Linked DNA regions of Homo sapiens: region 1 is linked to region 2. The links are chromatin loops, found by intact Hi-C in ENCODE. Cell type or tissue: ovary. All regions are shown on one strand. Each heading gives the region's core, and the rest is flanking DNA. Links, peaks and the distances in the headings are about the cores only. Region 1 has its middle 18 kb from the start of PISRT1. Region 2 has its middle 41 kb from the start of MRPS22.

What was found. A loop is a pair of places that touch in the nucleus more often than their neighbours do. Peaks named below come from ENCODE experiments on the same cell type or tissue, not always from the same donor. Only the 100,000 strongest peaks of a DNase experiment are listed, where the experiment ranks them.
Region 1: a loop joins it to region 2, with 2.4 times the contacts of the local background. A loop is called at or near these places in 2 of 110 quality-filtered maps.

The regions. Positions count from the first base shown.
Region 1 is chr3:139,249,700-139,254,088 of GRCh38, reverse strand. No RefSeq gene overlaps it. Among named protein-coding and RNA genes, the nearest start is that of PISRT1, 18 kb to the right of the region's middle. In ovary, for the core only: no CTCF peak of the experiment used is centred there; a DNase peak (open chromatin) is centred at 2,288; H3K27ac peaks cover 2,876 bases.
Region 2 is chr3:139,300,502-139,304,890 of GRCh38, reverse strand. No RefSeq gene overlaps it. Among named protein-coding and RNA genes, the nearest start is that of MRPS22, 41 kb to the left of the region's middle. In ovary, for the core only: no CTCF peak of the experiment used is centred there; no DNase peak of the experiment used is centred there.

The sequences.
Region 1 (4,389 bases), core at 164-4,163, 51 kb after region 2:
AAGTTTAGGAAACATGCCCTAGGAATCCTAGCATTCAAGGTTGGGCAGAGAATGACAGGCTCCAAAGTTGGTGAAGAAAGAGCAACCAGAAAGACCATCTCTGAGAGTGAAGAGCCTGGATGGCCAACTTCAGGGGTGGTCATTCAGTCATTCAATAAACATGTGTTTGTGAGCTTGAGATTGGACGGAGTGCAGAGAGGGGCTGAGAATTGTCTCCCTGTTTAGGGAGCTCAGGTAACCTTTGCAACCTCCCTCAGTCAGAGATCACTGCAAAATCAGCAAGAAGGAAGGCCCTGCAGTTCTTCTGCCCACTGTCCTTTCTTTTCAGATGCTTTATCTCATGTGCATTGGGAGCCAGCATGAGTCCTGGAGTCCAACCACTTGGATCCGAATCTCATCTCAACCTTTTACAAGCTCCATGATCTTTGCCAACTTACTTAACTTCTCTGAACCCTAGAGGTTCCATTCATGAAATGGGGACAACAGCTACCTCTCAGAGTTGTTGTGAAGATCAAGGATTACATGTGTAAAAATCACCCAGTAGAATTCCTGGCACATAGTAGAGGCCATTCATTCTTTGAACAAATATCCTTTGAGTATCTTCTATGTTTCTGGACACTGGGCCACGCTTAGGAGTACAAAGATGAATATTGCAGGACTCCTCTCAAGGAAATCAAGTGAAGGAGATGGCAAGTAACAGACAGTAGCTGCCAAGTGAGATTGGTGCCCTGGAGTTGGAGCTTGGAGTGGAGGGCCGGGGTGGGCGGCGGGAGGTGCTGGGTTCTATTCCAGCTCTGCTCTCACTTGCTGTGTCCATGAGCATTAACTTAGCCTCTCTGAGCTCCAGGTTCATCTGTAAAATAGAGATGATCACACCTGCCCAAGTACTCCCTACTGTGAGGAGACTGGCTGAAGTGTTGAAATTCAGAACGTTTCTTTCCAGGGTTGCTAGAAACTTCAAGGAGAAGCTGAAATGGAGGCCGGAGGTAACAGAAACAGTTGGAAAGAAAGCAAGCCAGCAACAGAGCAAGCCAGGATCATTGCCCTCTGGCTCCCACGGCCTCTACCCTCAGCACTATCGACATGAAGGGGAGCTGCTGAGGACTTCCCAAACCAAAAGGGAAAACAAGTGCATTCTTGAGATTAGCTGAGACAAACAACAGCCGGGAGCCTCATGTTCCCATGGACCCTGCCGGGGCTGTCCCCAGAAGAGGGGCTGGGCTGGCCTCCGGTGGAAGAAGGCCAAGCATTTTGAAAGGGCCACACCTGTGAAAAGGCACTCCCTCTGGCACTTGTCCTGGTTCCGGGGACCACACTTTGGGCTTCTACTCTGTGTTTCCCATGGCTCAGGGCTCAGTGCACAGCTGAGTTCCTTTAGCCCCCCAACACCTGTTGACCTACTGGGGACCAGAGCCTGCATCAGGCTTGGGGGGCATAAAATGGTAAATAGAGCCACCACCCCTGAGTCTTCTGAGGAGTCCTTGTGTGCCCTGTGGAGTGAGCTGGAAGGACCAACAGTATGGTCTATGCTGAGACAGGTTCAAGGACCTGGGGTCAGAAGGAACCCTGAGGCTTGCTTCCCAGTGGGGGTGGCCACAGAACAGACCCCTAGAGCCAAGATCATCAGGCAGTTATTCATGGAGATGAATAGCCAGGGCTTCACTACTGATCCAGAGTTCTGACCACCTCAGGTCTCTGAAGTGCAGAGCCATAACCCTGGCTCATTTCACCTCTGCAGATCCCATCAGTGCCCTGGCTTGGTGGAAATCTCAGAAGTATAATATTCTACTCCTCAAGAGGGCTTACAGCTTCGTCCGCCCCCCTCTCAGGATGGTTATGTCTAAGAGGGCAGGCCTTACCCCAAAGGACTGAGTATCTCGGGTTAGATTTTCAGGCATCAGATGGGTCAACAGCCTCAGGCCCTGAACTTCACTAAACAAGGACATGCCTCCTCTACCCACATGAGAGGCCTTCCTCAAGCATCTCGAGAGTTGTCAGGGCTATCTATCTCTCAGTCCTGGAAGGAAAGGACAGAGGCCCCATGGCTGAGGGGTGTCCCCAAGCTGGCCCCCTTCACTCAGCTTGGTCCCTCTTTTCTCTTCTTCCCCTGTTTTCCCCCTTACCAGCATGCCCTGAATATTCACCAGGGCCAGGACAGACCCTCAGAGCCCCAGAAGAGGCTAGATGAAGCGGCAGATGCAGGAAAAGGACATTATCTTGAGTGACTGGACAGGGGTCAGACTACAATGGACAAAGGGGCAGGCCTGGGCCCAGCTGGGAACAGCCTTGTGCCAATGGGGAGGTGGGATTGGGCAATCAGAAGTACACACTCAAGGCAACGATTGCAGCAGTAGCATGGCAAAGAACTGAAAGAGAAACTAAGGGTGCCTATCTCTACCTCGGCTGCAGTGAGAGTAGCAGCAAAGGAACCGAGGGAGTTCTGCCTTTGCTTTTCATAGGCAAGGTAGCCAGGCCTTAGGGTTTTGAGTTCTAGACTTCCTACTCCCTAGAGATTTTAGTTTCACAGTAGGAAAAATGAAGAAAGAGAAGTTGCCTGGAGTCAACTGCAAATGAGGTTCCTTTCTAAAGGTCTACATCCATGGAGATAGTCAAGGAGTAAGGAGGAGGCCGGGGCTGGACGAGGAGAAGGAAATGGAGTTGGGGAAGAGAAAGAGGTAGAGAGGAGAAAGAGGGGAGGAGGAGGAAGAAGGAGGGAGGAGGAGAGAGGAGGAAAAAGGAGGGAGGAGGAGAGAGAAGGAAAAGGAGAAGAAGGGGAGGAGCAAGAGGAGGAAATAGAGAAGCAGAGAAGAGGGAGGATGAAGAGGAGGTCAGGGAGCAGGAGGAGGCAGAGAGATCCTGGGCCTGGGAGGTCAGAATTCCATGGGTAGAGGATCCATGCCTGCTGGTGCACAAAGCCCTAAAAGTGACAAGGCTCTAAATGGGGTGGCCACATAGGGCTGTCCAAACTTTGAACACTATGTGTTATATACTTACCAGCCGCAGAGAAGGTCCCCGAGGCCAAGCCTGTGGTGGGACAGAGCTGATACAGTTGGCAGAGCTGCTGTCTTGGAACAGATCTGGTGGGTCTGCTCAGATGTGTCTGGGCAGCTGCAGACAACAGGCTTTGCCCCCATGAGCTTCTGAGGCCTCCAGAGTTCCAGGCTCCTGCTCTTCTCAGGGTAGGGAGAAGGAGCCTCACTCCACAAAAAGTGACCTTTTGTGATCCTCAAGTTTTGTAGATCAATTTTCAGCTGTTTGATACCAGTTATCAGGTTGCTCTTCTGTGCAATTTTTCTCTGCTTGATATGCGGTAAAAATAATTTTTAAGAATAAATTTGCTTTAAAAATAATAAATAGTCCATAGAGATTATATCAAGATGGCACACTGAACATATGTGTCTGCCTGCCTTTTCACAAATGACCAAGTCAAAACCAAAACAAAACAAAAAACAAAAATTAGATTTTTGGCTGATGGAATTCAGCCAAAGACATCAGTCAAAGACCCTCAACTAGGGACCACTGTGAAATATGGTACAACTCTGGGGATGCTCCAAGCTAAAAGGTGGCTGGAATAGGGAGTACAAATAAGTGACCATTGGCATGGTTGTTTGGGGCATGGCATCTGGAACATTTAGGCAAGTGGGTCTCTTAGCCCCATTCCTGATCCCAAGCATCAGGCAGCAGAAACCTTAGCCTATACACCAGAGGCTTAGACCAGAGAAGTCTAAGATGAGACCCAATATTCCTGCTTATAGTATATGTCAACTTCACATACCTTTGTTCTCCCACACTCACCCCAATCTCTCCCTCCATAAAGAAATTACTAGAAGCAGGCTAATCAGCATGTGAAAAATAGTATCTCCAGATTAGTACACTGGGAATCTCAAAAACACAGAAAGGTACACACCAAAGAATCACCAATATATGAAAGAAAGGCACCAAACTCAACCAATAGTAACAACAAGTAAGAAAAGAGAGTTAGGAGATAGTCTGAAAGCAACTTTTAAGGTATAGTAATGTCCTCAGGGAGATAATAAAGGATACCACATCCATGAAACAAGAAACAGCTGACATTAAAAAAAAGACAAAGTTCTTGAAAATAAAATATATGATTATCAAAATGTAAAAACTCAATTAAATGTACTGAATTCCAGAAAGAGAAAGGCTGAGAAGTAAATTCCTGTGCTAAAACAGCAGTCCCCAACCTTTTTGGCACCAGGGACCAGTTTTATGGAAGACAATTTTTTCATGGACCGGAGTGGCAGGGAGGGTTTCAGGATTATTCAAGTGCATTATATTTATTGTACACTTTATTATTATTACATTGTAACATATAATGAAATAATTATACAACTCACCATAATGTAGAATTAGTAGGAGCCCTAAGCT
Region 2 (4,389 bases), core at 140-4,139:
CCGCGCCGGGCCCTGAGTTCTAATTTTTTAGTAACTATTATTTGCTTTCACAGTTTTTCTAATTAATAAGAGAATGCATTGAGACTTTACAAAGAGCCAGACTCTGTGCTAAGTGCTTTAGAGACGCTATTTCTGTAATGGGTCAAAAACTACTGATGTATCAGCATTCAGAGGCTTCCTCCACTTGCCATATTCGAATGCAAATCAGCTCATCAATGGGGAGAGAACAGAAAAACCCTTCAGTGAGTGAGGGTTTTTTGGAGTAGGTACAGGATATGGGAGAAGTGAGGTGAGGAGGAGAGCATCTTTCAGAATCATTGTGGTGGTTACGCAAGAGATCTCCTGTAATGTTATTCAAGAGAAGCAACAAAGATTGAAGAAGTACTTTTTAAGTTATTTTTGGTGCTTGGACTGAGCTTCTTTGAATGAGACTCTATACAAAGTCTGAGCCACTGAGACACTGGAAGCTATAAGGGTTACATCTCACTTGATTCTTACAACAGTGTGATGAAAGAGAAACTCCCATTATTTCCTTTAAGCAGCTGAGAAAAATAAGATTTAGAGAGTCTAAGAATATGCACAAGACCACAGTGTGACAAGTGGCTAGTCCAGGACTAAAGCCCAGATGTCTCTGATCTGGAGACGAATCTCCTACTCACTACGTCACCTCTTGTCTTAAACTCTGTAGATAACTGGGAGAGAGGAGCATGGGCATTTTACTAGAAAAGGATTTCAGGAATTATTCCCCAGGTGGGAGTGGAGCGGGCAAGAAATCCAAGACAGGTGGTTTTCACTCTCCAGATGAGGCCAGATGAGCAGGAACATCTCAGATTTGCTAAAGCTTTCAAGAACACATTCCCTCCTCCGCTTCATTGGAGCTAGGCCTTGCCCCTGACAATCATACTTACTACAATCCCCTCCATTAGCCACGTTGGGCCTTCTATCTGTGATGTCCTTTCCTCCATCTCACCACCAATCCAGCTCTTATCCTTTTTTTAAGATGCCATCTCCTCCATGGAGTTACCTGTGAGCACCCCAGTCACAGAGCATGGAAATGGGTGTGGCTCTCATCACCTCACCTGAACTATAACTACCTGTATGCAGAGAACACACCTGTTCCTGTTCCTTCTCTCTCTCTCCCCTCTCTGCCCCCTTCTCTCTTCCCTGGAGCAGCTAGCCCAGGCCCAAGCACATGGTAGGTGTCCACTTAGAACATTTTGTGCTGCTCTGGGGGAAAGAAAAAGTAATCTGAGTATTATAGACTGAATATTTGTCTCCCCCAAATTCCTATACTGAAGTCTAATCCTACTGTGATAGTATTTGGAGGTAGGACCTTGGGAGATAATAAGCCATGAGGGTAGAGCCCTCATGAATGGGATTAGTGCCTTTATAATAAGAGGCCAGAGAGCTGGCTCACTCTTTCCCCCATGTGTGGACACAATGAGAGCTCAGCGTTCTGCAACGTGGAAGAGGGCCCTCGCCAGAACCTGACCATGCTGGCACCCTGATCTTAAGCTTTCAGCCTCCAGGGCTGTGAGAAACAAACTCCTATTTTTTGTAAGCCACCCAGTCCTTTGAACTTTGCTATAGCAGCCCAAATGACTAAGACACCGAGTTTTGTAGGTAGTTTTTTCAGAAAATCAAATCCAATAAAACAAATCTGACGATTCCTAATTCAGAGCCTCAATGGCTCCTGTGCTCTCAGCTCTTCCTTTTGTGTTTGTTCTGTTGAGTGAAAGTATGGGGAGCCTTAAAACAAACCAGGCTCATCTCCAGAAGACCTGAGCCCTCTGTCTGCCTCAGGTCGTTTCCCAAAAAATCGCAACACACACATGCACACACCCCACCTGTTCTACGTCATGTTCTGGAAGGTCTCATTCTCAGCTGAAATCCCCAAACTCCTTGGCCTGATACACTGATCCCCTCCCCAGATCTGGACCTACCTCCACCAGGCCAACCTCACCTCTCACCACTTCCTGCCTTGAATCCCTGGCAAATTACCTAAGCTCCCTGAGCCTCAGTCACTGCAACTTAGAACGGGGGGTCATAATAATGCCTGACATTTAGGAACAACTCAGTAAAGAGCTTTGAAATGCACGAGTGATCAAACGATACCTAATTCATAGGGTTATTTTGAGGATTCATGGAAATGTAATGAGAAAGGAGCAGAATACACAGCAAGCACTCAGCAAATAGTAGCTCAAAATAGGTGGAAAGACCGAAAGACCACTGTGATGTTTCTTGCCGTTCACAGCCAAAATTTCTTCTTCTTTTTTTACATAACCACATCTCTATCTGATCTAAGCATTCTTAGGAAACAGTAACAAACAAAACACAAAACCAAAACAACCAGCAACAGTAACCTCATAACTGTTTCCTGTGACCACACACAGATGCCAAGCATACTTTAGCTGAGCCAGTCCAGCCACCAGAGAGAGAGCACGCGATGCCCTGATGATATCCAGCAAAGTGAGCCCGAGAACACTCCTGTGGGGTGAGTCAGACTCCAGAGTAGAGACGAGGACTGCCAGAATGAGCTGAAGTGCTGTGTGTTGCCAGCTACGGTCAAGAATTGTCATCCAGGGTGGTGGCCATATGCATGCAATGTGCACAGCTCTGGGGCTGGAGACACAACTCGGCCCCTGAGTCTGAGGGGCTTCAGGAGTGAACCAGAGCACAGGCAATCAAAGGAACAGAGGGAGGCTATGATGAGCTCAGGCTTCCACATGATGGAGCCTCATTGTCAACCACGCCACGTGGAAGTAGTTGCTTTGCTTGCTTAAGCAGGAATCTTCCTCAACATTCTATGGCTATTCATGGAGGCTGACTCCTCTTTCCCCGACACTGACCCACAGTGCATTCACTGTCGATTCCCCAAGGCAGCAGGCCTAGGGTTGGGGCAGGTCCCAGGCTGTTCTAACTGTTCATGCTACTGACTTCTGTGTGGATCTGAGTAGCTCTGGGCAGGGCCCACCATGCAGGACTGGCACTAATAAGTAGGAGGTACTGTTAGTGCTGATGCAGCTGGGGCCACAACATCCTGAGTGCAGGCTCTGTCCACTCATGCCAGGAGCCAGGCGAGGCCTGCCTGGGATGCAAGCCATTTGGATGCTCAGCTCCACATGGGTGGGTGTCCAAGAGAGGTGTGGCCCGGACTTGGTGGGCCCACTAAAGCCCAGCACTCTGGACCCTGCAGAGCATCCTGGATGTCAAGGTTTCTCCTGACCCTCCAGCCACCCCTCTGGACCTCAAACTTGGACCTGAACTCAGATCTCTTCTGGCCTGGAGGCTCTGCTTTTGCCTATGTACTCAAAGCATCAGCACCTTCCCAAGGCAACAAGTCTTTGTTCTGCTTTACAGAGGGAATGAAGGGAAGCTGGGGTAAGTATCAACTCTTGGCCAGCTGAGTCACTCTATCAGTGAAGTTGCTTCTTCCTCTGAGGGTCAACAATGAGGCTTTGAGAGGCTAGGCTCTCCCAGACCAACAGGCGAAGTGGCTCAGCTGGCTGTGTGGAGAAGCACCCCAGCCAGAAAAGTTGCCCACAGCAACCCCGTGCGCAAACAGCTCCCCAGAGTAAGGGCAAGCTGGAATGCTGCCCCCATGCCATCGCTCTGAGGCAGGGAGTTTTCTAGGTCAGTTCAGCGCATGGGTGCCCCTGACATTCCCCGAGCCCTCCCTGCCCTGGTGCCCTGTGAGAGCTGCCCCTGCCCTCACAGTCTGGAGAGACACCAGCCAGGAACATTTCCCTTCTATTTATTGTTATGGCTGGTTGGTTGGTTGTCTTCTCCAACCACACAAGTAGAGCTAAATCTGTAGACAATTTTACAAACACCAAAAATTGCAGAGAGAGACAATTAAAATTATGATATTTTTTCTTTCAGTCTCCCCCTGCCCCTCCCCAACCTGGTTCACTTTCTTTACATAATTGAGATCCTAAAGTATTTATCGTTCTGTGGTTCGATGTTCAGCTCCTCCCATCACACCTATGGCTTGACATTTTCAGTAAGCTTTTTCTCATTTCATTAAATTCTGTTTGTAAACCCCATTTTTGAAGGCTGCATAGTCTTCCTTCACTGGGCTGAGCCAGGGTTAATCTAAGCATTCCTCTAGTGTAGGCTTTGTATATTTGTTTGTTTTGTGGCATTGCAAAAGCAATGATATGAAAAACTTTGCTGGCATTTCAAAATATTTCTTTGGGATACAGTCCTAGAAGTGGCATTATTGGGTAAAGTATAGGAACATTTTTAGGGCTCTTGGTCCCTGTTGCCCAATCGCCTTTGGGAGGACTGACCATTTTACACTTGGTAAACAGCGAATTCAATACATGGTACTTAGTGCCTGTGACAGAGGATCCCTCAACCACAAACCTCACTGCTCTGAATCCAAGT